2 separate regions of the Homo sapiens genome follow, and region 2 is linked to region 1. Evidence: chromatin loops called from intact Hi-C (ENCODE). Cell type or tissue: heart right ventricle. All regions are shown on one strand. Links, peaks and the distances in the headings refer to the core of each region. The heading gives the core; the rest is flanking DNA. Region 1 overlaps RILPL1 (Rab interacting lysosomal protein like 1). Region 2 has its middle 13 kb from the start of TMED2-DT.

Region 1 (2,908 bases), core at 124-2,623:
AGTTTACTAAATGTCACTTCCAAATTGTTCACTTTTAAAAGGTTCAAATGGTAAATTTTAGATGATGTATATTTTACCACATTTTTCTAAAAAGGCTCCCTCGCTATGCAAGAAGGTGAGAGGATGGGTGTGGGTGTGACCTGGGGCAGGTGACTTAGCATGATGCTGGGATCTGTTGGTCACCCGCATCACAGAGAAATGGCCGAGTGTGCACCCCCGCCGGGCTTCCACTGAACTCCAGATACTCAAAGCCACTGGGGAGGAGAGGACCTAACCAGAAGGCCCATAACAACAGGGAAAATGGATATGACTTACTGTCAAATGAAAAAGGAATGGAGAATTGTGTGTAGGCTGAGATTCCAGCCACTCTGGCCAAATTAGCAATGGTCTTAGTAAGGAGATGAAAGGAGGCCTGGAAAGGGGGAAGCAGCAGATGTACGAGGGTGGGGGCAGGGGAGGTGTGACAGCTCCTCCCTGGATGCCTTGTCATGTTTGTAATGAAACCCCAAGTCGGGTGGGGAGGTGCGGGGTCCGTGGGTTCGGCTATTGGGAAGGCGAACAATGAACAGGTGGCTGCTGGCTTCCACCTCCAGAGGGAAACTGTACAGAACGTGAGCAAGGGCCGCCTGCGAGTGCTGAAAATAGCACCCTCCACAGGCTGCTGGCACCCCGGGAGGGGGAGAATTTGGGCTCCTTCAGGATAGAGAGTGGGTGCTGGCAGTGGCTGCCAAGAATTCATTAGCAGCATCTCTGCCTCCTCCAGACGGAGCCGGTGGGAGAGGAGAGCATCTCCGACGCAGAGAAGGTGGCCATGGATCTCAAGGACCCCAACCGCCCCCGGTTCACCCTGCAGGAGCTGCGGGACGTGCTGCACGAGAGGAACGAGCTCAAGTCCAAGGTGTTCTTGCTGCAGGAGGAGCTGGCTTACTATAAGAGGCAAGTGTCCCTGGGGCTGGATGGCCCGAGCTGGCTCCTTACTGAGGTTAGCCAGAGTTTCTGTACAGTTACCTTCTTACCCCCTGGAAGACAAGCATTTCATCAGTGTTTTTTTTGGGTACCCTCTCTGGCCTAAAGAACTTACATACAAGCTCACAACCCCTTTCTGAAACTCTTGGGCCCAGGCCGGGCACCAGAGCTCACACCTTTAATTCCAGTATTTTGGGAGGCCGAGGCGGGAAGATTGCTTGATCCCAGGCATTCGAGACTAGCCTGGGCAACAAAGCGAGACCTCATCTCTTTTTTTAAATGAATGAATGAATGAAACCCGGCCCCGGTGTTAATGGTCTATGTGGCCCTTTTCACCTCCTACATTATCCTGTTCACTCTCATGCTTGCTTTATTGTAGGTTTCCACATGAGACCACAAGCAACATGAGACCAGAAGTCTTATTTATCTTGTCCATGGCTAAGTTCCCAGCACTTAGAATGGAGCTTGGCACACAGTAGGTGCACAACAAATATCTGTTGAATAGAAAGCTGGAAGGAAGGACCCATGCACCAGAGGTGGTCCCTGCTCCAGTGGGGAAGATAAGAGATGCATAAAAAATATAATACCACACATTTTTATTGAAAGGTTTACTGACTGTATACTGGATGTTCAAAGATGGGAGAGGCCGGGCGCGGTGGCTCATGCCTGTCATCCCAGCACTTTGCGAGGCCGAGGCAGGCGGATCACTTGAACCCAGGACTCGAAACCAGCCTGGGCAACATAGTGGGACCCCCATCTCTACACAAAAATTTTTAAAAATTAGCCAGGTATGGTGGCTCACCCTGTAGTCCCAGCCACTTGGGAGGCTGAAGCAGGAGGATCATTTCAGCCCAAGGTCAAGGCTGCAGTGAGCTATGTATGTTTGTACCACTGCACTCGAGCCTGGGCAACAGAATGAGACCCTGTCTCAAAAAAAAAAAAAAAAAAAAAAGATGGGAGAGTGGGAGAGATCACTTCTTCGAGTTTGTGGATGGGGTGGAAATCGGAAGGCCTCCTGGAGGAAGCAGCATTTGAACTGGGCCTTCCTGAAAGGATAGGGTAGTATTTAGATATGGGAGATGTTGAGGAGTGACAGGTATATTCTGGGTAGAAGAAACCACAGAGGTGTAGCGACAGGGAAGCCTGTGTAAGGACAGGAAACGGGGAGTGGTTCTATTTGGCTGGACTCTTCAGAATAAACTGGAAATACAGATGCGGGTCCCCTAAAAAGCATGCACCCTCTCAGACCATCAGACACTTCTCTTCTGGAATGTTCCAGTTCTCAAGGAACTTTTGACTCTTTTATCTCACGCCTCTCATCTCCTTCCAGTGAAGAAATGGAAGAGGAAAACCGAATACCCCAACCCCCACCCATCGCCCACCCGAGGACGTCCCCCCAGCCGGAGTCGGGCATCAAGCGACTGTAAGTGATGCGCTGCCAGCTTCTGCGCTCGGCTGACCTGGCGGTTCACGTGTCCTTTGACTTTTCCTCCTTGGCACCTGCTCCCAGGGCCAGGCTTGTGACTAACCACATCCTGCTGAGACGTCTGGCCTGGCCCCCGACTTTGAGTTCATCTCCCTTCCTGAATGCTGAGTCCCTCCTGGGGGTCTCTGGGCAGAGAGGTTTGGGGAGTGCGGGAGGCGAGAGGGGAGAGGCTTGGGCCAGTGGCTGATACTCAGGAGCTTGCTGGAGTGTGTTTCATGGGGGTGGGGTGCATCTCTGGGCCTTTGAGGACAGGAAATAAGGGTAGCGAGGTAGGGGTGGGTTGTGCATCTGAAGCTTGAGACCTCAGCTCTGAGATGTCAGGTGGCCCTGGGTCCACCCCATCTATGCAGTTCTCTGATGACTCATCCATGTAGCCCTCTGTCCATTAAGCAGGGGTTACTGCATAACGCATGCAGAGTCAGGCCTTGGTTGCTGCAGGAGAACCCCGCAAAAAAG
Region 2 (2,908 bases), core at 231-2,730, 86 kb before region 1:
CAACTCAACTTAGGATAGGGGAGGAATGAGGTGATGAGTGAAACTCTGGAAGGTATAGACATGAGGTAATGTTTAGTCTCTTGGGTTTGGCAAATTAGCTCCAAATAACGCTCCCATCCTTGATCAGCCTGCTCAAGTCCCAAACTCCCATAAGAGAATCTGATTAGTCAATTGCAAGTCACGTGCCTACATCTAAGACAGCAATGTGCAGGGCACATTGATTGACAGCAACTAAGGTGGTAAGGGAGGGATATTTCTTCCAAGGAAAACTGAGGTGCTTTTCCCAGAGGAAGGGGAAATGGATGCTGGGCTGGCCAAAACAGCCAACATCTGTTACAGAGAGGAAGAAGAGAGGCTGCTCCAGTAGAAGTAACACCTGCTTTAGGGACCATTTGTCAGGACAGTCATTAGAGCTTCTCAGTGGTTCCTCGTCTCCTTCCAAACACAGGGGAATCAGAACTTCCAGATTCAATAGGGCCATGTGATGAGGTCTTGTCAATCTGTTGTGCATGGAAGTAATATGTGTCACTCCTAGGACAAAGCATTTAATTTCCCGTGTTTTACTCTAACCTTTCGCTTTTCCCAATTTGGTGGGTTTTGTTTTGTTTTGTTTTGTTTTTAACTGAGACAGAGTGTCGCTCTGTCACCCAAGCTGCAGTGCAGTGGCGCAATCTCCACTCATGGCAACCTCCACCTCCCAGGTTCGAGCAACTGTCCTGCCTCAGCCTCCTGAGTAGCTGGGATTACAGGCACCTGTCACCATGCCCATCTAATTTTTTGTATTTTTAGTGCAGATGAGGGTCTCACCATGTTGCCCAGGCTGGTCTCAAACTCCTGGCCTCAAGTGATCTGCCCACTTCGGCCTCCCAAAGCGCTGGGATTACAGGCGTGAGCAACCACACCCAGCCCCGAACTTGGTGGCTTTGAAGCATGTGTCAAAATAGAGCCTCACTCAGCCTGGGTCCCTGAATGACCGTGAAGAACACAGACAAAATGGAGTAGTAAATCTTTATTGTTTTCAGGTTTTGAGGGTAGGCTGTTACTGAAGCATATTCTAGGCTTAGCCTGACTAATACTTAGGTGAGCTGCTATAACCATGACCTCAGCATTTCAGTGGCTCAGCACAATAAAAGTTCATTTCTGGCTTGCATCACAGTCCCATGCACAGTCGACCTTAAGCCTTTCTCACAGTGATTCAGTAGCTCCACTATTCCCTAAGGGAGAATTTCAGTGTTCTCCATTAGAGCCATTGCATCCCTCTGGCAAGTGAGGAATGAAAGAGAGTAGAAGATCATGTAAGAGTTTTTTGGGCGGGGGCCAGACCTAGAAGTGGTGCGTATTCCATCTGCCCACATTCCACTGATCAGAACTCAATCACATGACTGTCCGTAGCAGCAAAGGAGGCTGGGAAATGGAGTCCAGCATGTGCTCAGGAGGAAAGAGCTACAGTTTAGGGGAATAGAACCACTCAGGATTTATAAGAAAGGGAATAGAATCTCTTAAAATGGAAGATGGTGGCTGGGAGCGGTGGCTCATGCCTATAATCCCAGCGCTTTGCGAGGCCAAGGTGGGAGAATCGCTTGAGCCCAGGAGTCTGAAACAAGTCTGGGCAACATAGTGAAACCCTGTCTCTACAAAAAATACAAAAATTAGCTGGGCGTGGTGGCGAGTGCCTGTGATCCCAGCTACTTAGGAGGCTGAGTGTGGGGGCCTCTGAGCCACTGAAATAGGGGAATTGCTTGAGTCTGGGAGGTTGAGTCTGCAGTGAGCTGTGTTTGTGCCATTGCACTCCAGCCTGGGCCACAGAATGAGACCCTGTCTCAAAAAAAGAAAAAAAAAAAAAGCCCAGGCATAGTGGCTCACACCTGTAATCCCAGCACTTTGGGAGGCCAAGACAGGTGGATTGCTTGAGCACAGGAGTTTGAGACCAGCCTGGGCAACATGACGAGTCTTTGTCTCTGCAAAAACACAAATTAGCCAGATGTGGTGGTGCGTGTCTATAGTCTGAGCTACTAGAGAGGCTGAGGCGGGAGGATTGCTTGAGCTGGGGAGCTCAAGGCTGCAGTGACGCGTGATCATGCCACTGCACTCCAGCCTGGGTGATAGAATGAGACCCTGTCTCCAAAAAAAAAAAAAGAAAAGAAAAAAATTAGATCCAGTTACAGATACATATAACATGAAATTAAGATGTGTGGATGTGCGACACATCAAAGAAATGACTTTCTGTTAAAACTCTGCAGGTGACAGGAAACATCAGCACTGGCTGGGAGCGGTGACTCATGCCTGTAATCCTGGCACTTTGGGAGGCCAAGGCAGGCAGATTGCATGAGTCCCAGAGTTCGTGATCAGCCTCGGCAACACAGTGAAACCCTGTCTCTATGAAAAGAAGAAAGAAGAAAAAAAGAAAAGAAGAAGAAGGAGGAGGAGGAGGAGAAGAAGAAGGAAAAGAAATCACATTTCTTCACCCATGTAATTGGCAAGAACTTAAATCTCTAATAATATCCAGTGATGGGAACGGGGGAAACAGGTACTTTCATACCCAATTGGTGGGGGAATGCATTAGAAATCATTTTGGAGGCTTTTAGATAATATCTATTAAGATTTTAACCAGCAAGTTCCATTATTCTAGGAATCTATTACAAAGAAATACAGTAAAATATGCCCAAAGGTATATGGGCAGGAAGGTTCATAGCAGCATTTTTTTTTTTTTCCAAGATGGAGTTTCACTCTTGTCACCCAGGCTGGAGTGCAATGGCGTGATCTCGGCTCACTGCAACGTCCGCCTCCCGGGTTCAAGCGATTCTCCTGCCTCAGCCTCCAGAGTAGCTGGGATTACAGGCATGTGTCACCATGCCTGGCTAATTTTTGTATTAATAGTAGAGATGGGGTTTTACCACATTGGCCAGGC

The links. Hi-C counts contacts between places; a loop is a spot of excess contacts. Peaks named below come from ENCODE experiments on the same cell type or tissue, not always from the same donor. Only the 100,000 strongest peaks of a DNase experiment are listed, where the experiment ranks them.
Region 2: it touches region 1 in a loop (2.0-fold over the local background); 11 of 110 quality-filtered maps call a loop at or near these places.

The regions. Positions count from the first base shown.
Region 1 is chr12:123,483,661-123,486,568 of GRCh38, reverse strand. RILPL1 (Rab interacting lysosomal protein like 1) reads left to right here. Exons shown (of 7, transcript NM_178314.5): 5 at 764-936; 6 at 2,297-2,389. Among named protein-coding and RNA genes, the nearest start is that of SNRNP35, 27 kb to the right of the region's middle. In heart right ventricle, for the core only: no CTCF peak of the experiment used is centred there; no DNase peak of the experiment used is centred there; H3K27ac peaks cover 624 bases.
Region 2 is chr12:123,569,897-123,572,804 of GRCh38, reverse strand. No RefSeq gene overlaps it. Among named protein-coding and RNA genes, the nearest start is that of TMED2-DT, 13 kb to the left of the region's middle. In heart right ventricle, for the core only: no CTCF peak of the experiment used is centred there; a DNase peak (open chromatin) is centred at 1,313.